Regions from separate parts of the Mus musculus genome. Here region 2 is linked to region 1. A link is a loop called in an ENCODE intact Hi-C map of the cell type or tissue named here. Cell type or tissue: heart. All regions are shown on one strand. Each heading gives the region's core, and the rest is flanking DNA. Links, peaks and the distances in the headings are about the cores only.

The links. Peaks named below come from ENCODE experiments on the same cell type or tissue, not always from the same donor. Only the 100,000 strongest peaks of a DNase experiment are listed, where the experiment ranks them.
Region 2: it touches region 1 in a loop (1.8-fold over the local background); 4 of 42 quality-filtered maps call a loop at or near these places.

The regions. Positions count from the first base shown.
Region 1 is chr16:91,597,401-91,602,100 of GRCm38, forward strand. Tmem50b (transmembrane protein 50B) reads right to left here and starts at 280. Exons shown (of 7, transcript NM_030018.3): 1 at 182-280. In heart, for the core only: a CTCF peak has its summit at 2,053 (motif pointing left); no DNase peak of the experiment used is centred there; H3K4me3 peaks cover 21 bases; H3K27me3 peaks cover 363 bases.
Region 2 is chr16:91,544,511-91,548,110 of GRCm38, forward strand. It overlaps Ifngr2 (interferon gamma receptor 2), which reads left to right and starts at 2,549. Exons shown (of 7, transcript NM_008338.4): 1 at 2,549-2,722. The coding sequence starts at 2,653. In heart, for the core only: no CTCF peak of the experiment used is centred there; DNase peaks (open chromatin) are centred at 1,371, 2,071, 2,661, 2,871 and 1 weaker place; H3K4me3 peaks cover 1,813 bases; H3K27ac peaks cover 2,500 bases.

The DNA.
Region 1 (4,700 bases), core at 956-3,455:
ACGGCGGCGTCAGGGCCACGGGGCGCCGAGAGGACGCGGGCGCAGGCCGGGCCCCGCCGGTCGCCCGCGCGCTCCTTGGCACCGACACGGGCGGCGCCACAGAACCTCAGGCCGCGCCGGGCCGGCGCCCTGCGTTCGATCGGCAGATCACAGAAACCCGAGACCTGCCAACCGCACTCACCCGGCTACCTGCGAAGTCTACACCGAGCCCAGGCAGGAGCAGGGACGTCGAGGGCGCGCGTCTGTCCGGGAAGCAGCGGCCCGATCAACCTCAGTCCGGGAGCCGGGGGCCGGCGGCGGGCGGGAGGCCAGGGCGCCGGTGGGGCGGGGGCGAGGCGCCGTGCGCACCGCAGGAACCAATGGGATTGCAGCAAGTGGCCTGCGTGGGCGGGGCATAACCCCTGGAGGCGGGACCGGGACCTCAGAGGCGGAACGGGGCTGGACCCGTGCGCTCTGCGGAGACCAATCATAGTGCGACCGATTAGATAGAGGGCGGGGCTTGATTCCTGAGGGCGGGGCTGGCGCGGTGCTCTACCTGCGTCCTGGAGCTGAGGTCCGGACCTCTCCTGCTGCGGTTTGCGGTAGTAGTGTAAACTCAAGCGCCTCAGCATCGGTGAGAGCACCGGTACGGGGAACCCAAGCCTATTACGCAAGGTCCTCTTGCATATCAGCAGTTGAGCATTGTTCACCAGCTGCCGAGAGTCGAGAACGCACTCCAAGACGTTCAAAAACCAAGACCTCAGAAGATGAAGTTACAGGTCCAGGGATCCCAGTCAGTACTGGTTTTCTGAGGGTACCCGCAAAGCAAAGCTACATAGCTATTTCAGCCTGATTCCTTTTTCCGTCTATCCAAATAGATTTTTGGCTTGTTTTGGGAGCAAATCTTTACTTATCTCCTTTAGAGATACTGCCTCTGGATTTTTCAGCATAACTTCAAAAACCACATTTCCTACAGAATATAAATGCAGTTAAAGAAAGATGCAAAGTCCAAGTTACTACTACATTGAAGGTAAAAACACACTTCACCTAGATAGAGTAAAGCAAAAAGATTTTTGTGTCACGTAACTGTCACAAATGACATCCTGGATCCTGTTACTCCTGTAGTTCTTGTATATAATCTAGGATTTAGGTATTCAATAAATATTCACTGCATAAATTCCTTTTTGGAGTATGGGATTATGCACACACACTAACAAGCAAGAGGGGCAGCAGAAGGGAACATCTTTAGGTATCTGTCCCAGAGCTAGGGAATGTAGTTCAGTTGGTACATTATTTAGCCTTAAATACATAAGGCTCTGGCTTGTATCCCAAGCATCATATAAACAGGTGTGGTGATACATGCCTGTGATCCCTGCATTCCAAAATGTCTCAGCTTGGGTATGATCATGGTCTCAAGCATATTTCTATTTCCAGTCAGACTGGATTACACAGCAAATTCAAGACCAAACCGAGCCGGGCGTGGTGGCGCACGCCTTTAATCCCAGCACTTGGGAGGCAGAGGCAGGTGGATTTCTGAGTTCCAGGCCAGCCTGGTCTACAAAGTGAGTTCCAGGACAGCCAGGGCTATACAGAGAAACCCTGTCTCGAAAAAAACAAAAACAAAAACAAAACAAAACAAAACAAAACAAAAGATCAAGCTGAAGTGAGGTCCTGTCTCAAAACTACTGGAGGATCTGGGATATAGTGTAGTAGTAGTGCGTTGCCTGTCCAGAATGTGCCGTCTGCTTTCACTTCTCCATCAGTTAAAAAGGGGGGCAAGGGGGACTGGGAAGATGCTCTACCGGAGGACCCAGAGTGGGGCTCACATCCACCTGTAACTCCAGATCCAGGGGCCACCTTCCTCTTCTGGATTCCCTGGACATCAAGCATGCAAATGGTGCACATATATGCATTCAGGCAAAACAAAAATACACAGGCTGGAGAGATGGCTCAATGGTTAAGAGCACCAACTGCTCTTCCAGAGGTCCTGAGTTTAATTCCCAACAACCACATGGTGACTCACAACCATCTACAATGGAGTCTGGTGCCCTCTTCTGGTGTGTCTGAAGAGAGCAATGGTATACTTATATACATGAAATAAATAAATAAATAGGGAAATAAAACCACTCATACACATAAAATGAGTTTGAATATTGAAGAAAAAGACCAGACCTCCATACATGCATTACTTGAATTGGAACTCCACCAAATGCTATGCAATCATATACTTTGGTGGTTTTGTTTTGTCTTGTTGCTGATTTTTTTGATTGTTTGTTTCCAAGACATGGTTTTCCTGTGTAACAGTGCCCTGGTTGCCCTGGAACTTGCTTTGTAGACCAGACTGATCTCCATCTCATAGAGATCCACCTGTCTCTGCCTCCGAGTGAGCCAGCACACCCTGCTGCTCATATACGTTGTTAGATTCTGGCCTGAGCACCTGTCTGTCGAGGCTCCCCAGGCTGGGGAGATTTTGAAACTTGCCACGGCACTCCAGTCGAGTCAGCCTGTCAGGCAGGGATGCCTAAAAGCTGCTCATGAGGCAAAAAGAGTTTCAAGGAAGCTCTCCTCCTGGAGTCTGGAGTTCTCTTAATTCTCCATTCCCGCGTTAATCTAGTGTATGGATCCACATGCTCTCTTTCAGTATCATCCTATTATAAGTGCCTTTTAAGATTGAATTCTGACATAGCTAAAGCCTCAGTGTTCCAACAGTCCTAGAACGTCCTTGAGCTAGACAGTGACATTCAGAATAGCCTCTCGTATTACACTATCAATAAAAGCCAAGTCGCTCCCATATACAGGAATTTACAATGGTTTAGGAAGTAGATTGGGCTGTGGTTTTAGAGTATTGCATTATTCTTGAGACGGTTAGCTAGAACGGAACTCCCTAGTTAGAACCATGACTTGGGTGTGAAAGCCCTTGCCCTAGGAGAGTAAAGACCTCACACCTGGCTTCTAAGACTATAGCTGAGTTACACCCATACACACACACACACACACACACACACACACACACACACACACGTATTTACAATGGCCTAAGGGGAAGGTGGACTATTCAACAGACTAAAATAGGAACTATGGCAAGGGCATGAAGCCCTTGACCCTGGCTTCTAAGATAGTGAATCTTAGGTGGAGCCCTTTTTCTTTCTTTTTTTTTTTTTTAAAGATTTATTTATTTATTATATGTAAGTACACTGTAGGTGTCTTCAGACACACCAGAAGAGGGCGTCAGATCTTGTTACGGATGGTTGTGAGCCACCATGTGGTTGCTGGGACTTGAACACTGGACCTTTGGCAGAGCAGTTGGGTGCTCTTACCCACTGAGCCATCTCACCAGCCCAGGTGGAGCCCTTTTTGATCCCAGTTGTTAACAATGAATTCTATCCCAGGTGGTTCCTGTTAGACCTTCTGTGTTTGCATTCCTCTGTTTTATGTAAGAATCCAGTAACCTCTTTGTACCTTGCTTGTACTTTTGGTGTGTCACCCAACTTCCTTATTGTCTTCTGCATAAAAAGTCCGACGCTCGATTTGACAAATTACATTCAGATTCCACACGACCTCTCCTGTGTGCATCTGTTTGTCCCTCATCCTACACTTTGTCCACCCACGACTAGAGACCCATTCCACGCAGACAAAGGGGCCCAGAGGGTCTGCGGCAGAAACTTTGGGATCCTTTTCTGCCTTGGACCAGAGCCGAAGATCCACTTCACCCAAAACAGCCAATGAGCTCTACTCCAGAAAGAAACCTACCAAGAACAGAGAGCAGTTCAGGCTGGGTGGGCTGTTCTGATTCGTCCTTAACTGCCAGCCAAGGACTGTACTACTAACGGTGCAATTCATAGCCCATCTTCTAAGAGTGCAAAGCAAACCCTACTCCATGGGAACTAAAAGATTGCAGTGGGCTGTTTCCACATGGAAGTGTAAACACTTTCAAATACTGCGTCTCCTCTTCAGAGGGTTTACTGTGTTGAGTAACAGAACGGCTTCACCCACTAGCTTTACTTTAGAAACACCTCTGTCACCTGGGTCATGGTGATTATTGCTGAGGTTCCTCTTCAGAAGTCAGGCCTGCATATGAGGTGACACTTTATGGCACTTGTACTAAAAGCTTTACCCTCTGATCGCACCAATGCTACCATTTCCTTAACGCGTGTGACATGAAGATTTATTGCACACATGCAGACATGGCTAGGGGAGAGCCATGGGAGAGTGTCGTGACTGCTCTAATTGATGTGGGAAGACTTGGCCTGAGAAAGGGGCACCGTTCCCTGGTTTGGGGGCCTGGATAGTGTAAGAGAATGTGTGCTGAGCAGGGGACAGGCGTGCGCTGTCTGCTCTTGGCTGTAGGTCTGATGTGACTGGCTGTTTTAAGTTCCTGCAGCCCCGACTTCTCTGATGGACTGAAACCCTATATTATAAGCCAAAAATGAACCCTCTCTGCAGGTTGTCTTTTGTCTGGGTATTTTATCACAGCGACAGACATAGCACTAGGACACCTCCAGTGTGAGAGAGAGAGATTGCGTCTGGAAGAAGAGGAAACGAGACTTTCTGTGGTGGAGACTAACAAACTGTTTAGTTTGCTTCTTTTCGTGACAAGGAACAGAAAAACGTCACCTCATATTGGCTTAAATAATAAAATTAATGTGACTTGTAAATCTGGGGGGAAGTGTGGTAAGGGGTATGATCTGAAAGTAACGCCTCCTCAGACCTGGTTCGTATAT
Region 2 (3,600 bases), core at 1,101-3,600, 53 kb before region 1:
GAGCTAAAGGGGTCTGCAACTCTATAAGTGGAACAACAATATGAACTAACCAGTACCCCCAGAGCTTGTGTCTCTAGCTGCATATGTAGCAGAAGATGGCCTAGTTGGCCATCATTGGGAAGAGAGGCCCCTTGGTCTTGCAAACTTTATAGGCCCCAGTACAGGGGAACACCAGGGCCAAGATGTGGGAGTGGGTGGGTAGAAGAGCGGGGGTGGGGGTGGGGGAGGGTATGGGGGACTTTCGGGATAGCATTTGAAATGTAAATGAAGAAAATATCTAATAAAAAATTGGAGAAAAAATAATTGTTGGCTTACAAAGTTCGTTTGGGGCTGGAGAGATGGCTTAGCAGTTAAGAGCACTGACTGCTCTTCCGAAGAAGGTCCTGAATTCAAATCTCAGCAACCACATGGTGGCTCACAACCATCCATAATGAGATCTGATGCCCTCTTCTGGGGTGTCTGAAGACAGCTACAGTGTACTTACATATAATAAATAAATCTTTAAAGGAGAAAAAAAAGAAAAAAACTTTGTTTTCACTTCACAACTACTGTTGCTCTACATAAGCTATAAAACATGGCATTTCTCAAGACTCTCATAGCTACCGGACACTTCCCTATGTGAGAAGTGTGTCAGATAGAAACTTCAAGAGGAAAGACACAGAAGCCTTATCAAAGTGGCTAAAATCTCCTACTTTGCAGATCTCCAGGGACTGGAGATTCGCTCAGCAGTTAAGAGGGCCTGATGCTCTTGCAAAGGCCCAGAATTCCAGGACCTCACAGCCATATGTAACTTCACTTCCTGGGAGGTGATAATCTCCACAGGGCCCTGCACACACACACACACACACACACACACACACACACACACACACACACATAAATATTTTTGAAAGCATTGTGATTGTGTTCATGCAGTGCTGGGACCAGTCTTTGCTCTCATGGTTTTGGAAGATGCAAATAAAACACCCTAAGGTTTAGTCTTTTGCTGTGTCCACAATAAGCCTACCTCCAAAGGGGAGAAGCAATGGGGAGGTAAGAGAGAGAACACAGAAATGGCGGCACACAGCACAATCAAAGCAGTTGCTCAGAGGGACAGACAGAGCCAGGAGTGCTACACACACAGGAAATGCCAGACCGGAGTTCCTGTTATCTTCCGCTGCCAGCTGCCAGATCTCAACAGAAGACTCAGCTATCAACGACATCAGGGTTCCTCTAGGCAGGAAGGGCAAGAGAGTGGATGCCAGCACCTAGCTGGCCTTGCCCTGACAAAGTTGCCTTGGGGAAAGGAGAGAAACGCTTGTCTTTGGGGGGTTGTATGCTTGAGGCATGGGGTACAGATCCAGGGAATATGCCCTTAGCACTGTGCTGAGGGAGGGAGATTCTAGACAGGGGTGTGGTAGGGAGTGGGGTGAGGCAGTAGTAGCACTTCCAAAGGCTTACCATTTGGGGTCAAGACCACAGGCTGAAAAGCTTAGTGATCACAGGTCCTTCGTGGCTTTAGCTGAGTCCTTTTCCTTACCCTGTCTCATAAAAATAAAACATGCCGGGGGCAGGGCACGGGGCACTCAGAGGGGTATACTTATAATCCACAGCCTGTGTGGTTAGGTTTTCTCTCCTCTGCGGTTTTCAACACGTCCTGTTGAGAGGATCCCCACAGCCCTCCTCTTCTCCTTGGCATGTAAGTACATTTCTGGGTCTTGAAATTCTCAAGTCATAGTTCAAATTTTTGCTAGATAATTTCATCACGTATTTTTATAACAGGCCAACTTCTGGAGCCACAGGCACAAGGGAAGGGTTTGGGGGCCCACGACTAACCCCTGAGAGGTAGAGATGTGAGGATCTGTGAAGTTCAAGGCCAGCTTCAACTACAGTTTAAAGTGGCTTCCTAAGACTGAGGCCTCAGCGGTTAGGAGCAATAGCTGCGGTTCGATGACCCCTTTCTTTGACTCTTGTCTCCCTCTAACCATTCCTTTCGTTGCCCCCTTTTTTGTGGCCGAGGTGTGAACGTCTCTGCCAACAGGCTGGCCACTGGGGAAGGCTCAGGCTGGGAGCCTATCCCTGCCCTGCTCTGGGGTCACTTCCTCGTAGCTTCACAGCCACAGAGGGCCAAACCCACAGACTATTAAGCAACCAGTACAGTTCCTCTAGCTTTTCTTCCTCTGTGACACCACGGCCTAGAGGGTCCTCTCTGCTATACCCTTAAGTAGCCCTTTGCTTAAAAGGATTCAAAGCTTAGCACGATCTTTCCGGTCATTAAAGAGAACAGAATTCAAAATAAATGGGTCCTTAAATCGTACGTGGCGGGAGTCCGAAGTGGGGTGGGGTAGGGTGGGGATGGGTGTCCACGGGTCTCTCCAGAAGGATGGTACTAGAGATCTCTGGCCACACATTGGAGGTCGGCTCGGCGAGGTGTGGCCGGAGTCACCGGGGCTGTGTGCTGGGCTGCGGGGGCCGCGGTTCCCGGGAACACCGGGGAAAGTCCCCACGGGCCGGGCGGGGGCGGGGCCGGGCGCGGTGGGGGCGGGGCGGGACGCAGGCGGGGCGAGGCGGCTCTGCGGCTAGGCTGGGGAAGAGGCGGGCGCTCGGCTCGCCATGGCCGCTGCGGTGCGAGTCTGAGCGGCGTCCACCCCGCGGTCCCGGGCCGCCCGGGCCATGCGGCCTTTGCCACTGTGGCTGCCGTCGCTGCTGCTCTGTGGGCTCGGTGCCGCGGCGTCCTCGCCAGGTAAGCGCGACCCAGGAGACCCCCCACCCCACCCCCGACTCCTCGGGCTCTCCTGGGTGTCGCGTCCGCGCGTGGGTGGCTCCGGGAGCTTGCACCCGGCACAGGGTGGGGTTCTGCAGTCGTTCCCGATCTGCGGGTGACCGCGATCGGACGGGGCACCGACCAGGAGGAATCTGCAAGAGGGAGCTGCAGTGAGTGTAGCGTGGACCACGGGGAATTCCAGGCCTGGAGGTGGAGAGCCCAGTTCGTCTTTGGCTCCTTGGTGCCAGGGAGATCAGCTGACGGGCAGGACCAGTATTTGTCTGGGCAGCCTATAAAATCCTCGTACTCAGTTCCTCGGGATCTTATAGATGGGGAGCAGAAATGCCTGTGTCCCCTCCAGTGTATGGGGACAGAGGGTCAGCTGAGGCACACTTTTAATCTCAGCTCTATCCTACTCCGCCCACACAGCCCTTTACCGGGGTTCAACTTCCCACTTTTGTCACCAACCTGACTGTATTTATGAGCCAGTCATCAAAACCAACAAAAGAAAGACATCACTAACCAAGAACATTCTTCCTACGTGATTATATTTTGCTGGGTTCTTTCCCGTGCAGAGATCATATCAAAGCTTGGATATCTGGAGTCCACAGTGGTAGTGGGGTGCACCCTTGTGAAAACACAGAACTCAGGATGAGAAAAAGGGGTCCTGAAGTTTCTGGCCGGCCGGGCCGGCTTGGTTTACTCAGTGGGTCTTGCTGTTGTTGTTTATTTTGTTTTTTTTATAGTTTGGCCATTAGTTAAATAAGCCTACGAATTGGGACGTTCCCTCCCATTGGAAGTGGTGTTGAGGAGTTAGTTGGTCCTCTGTCAGCATCCCTGCAAAGGCCCTTAAGTTC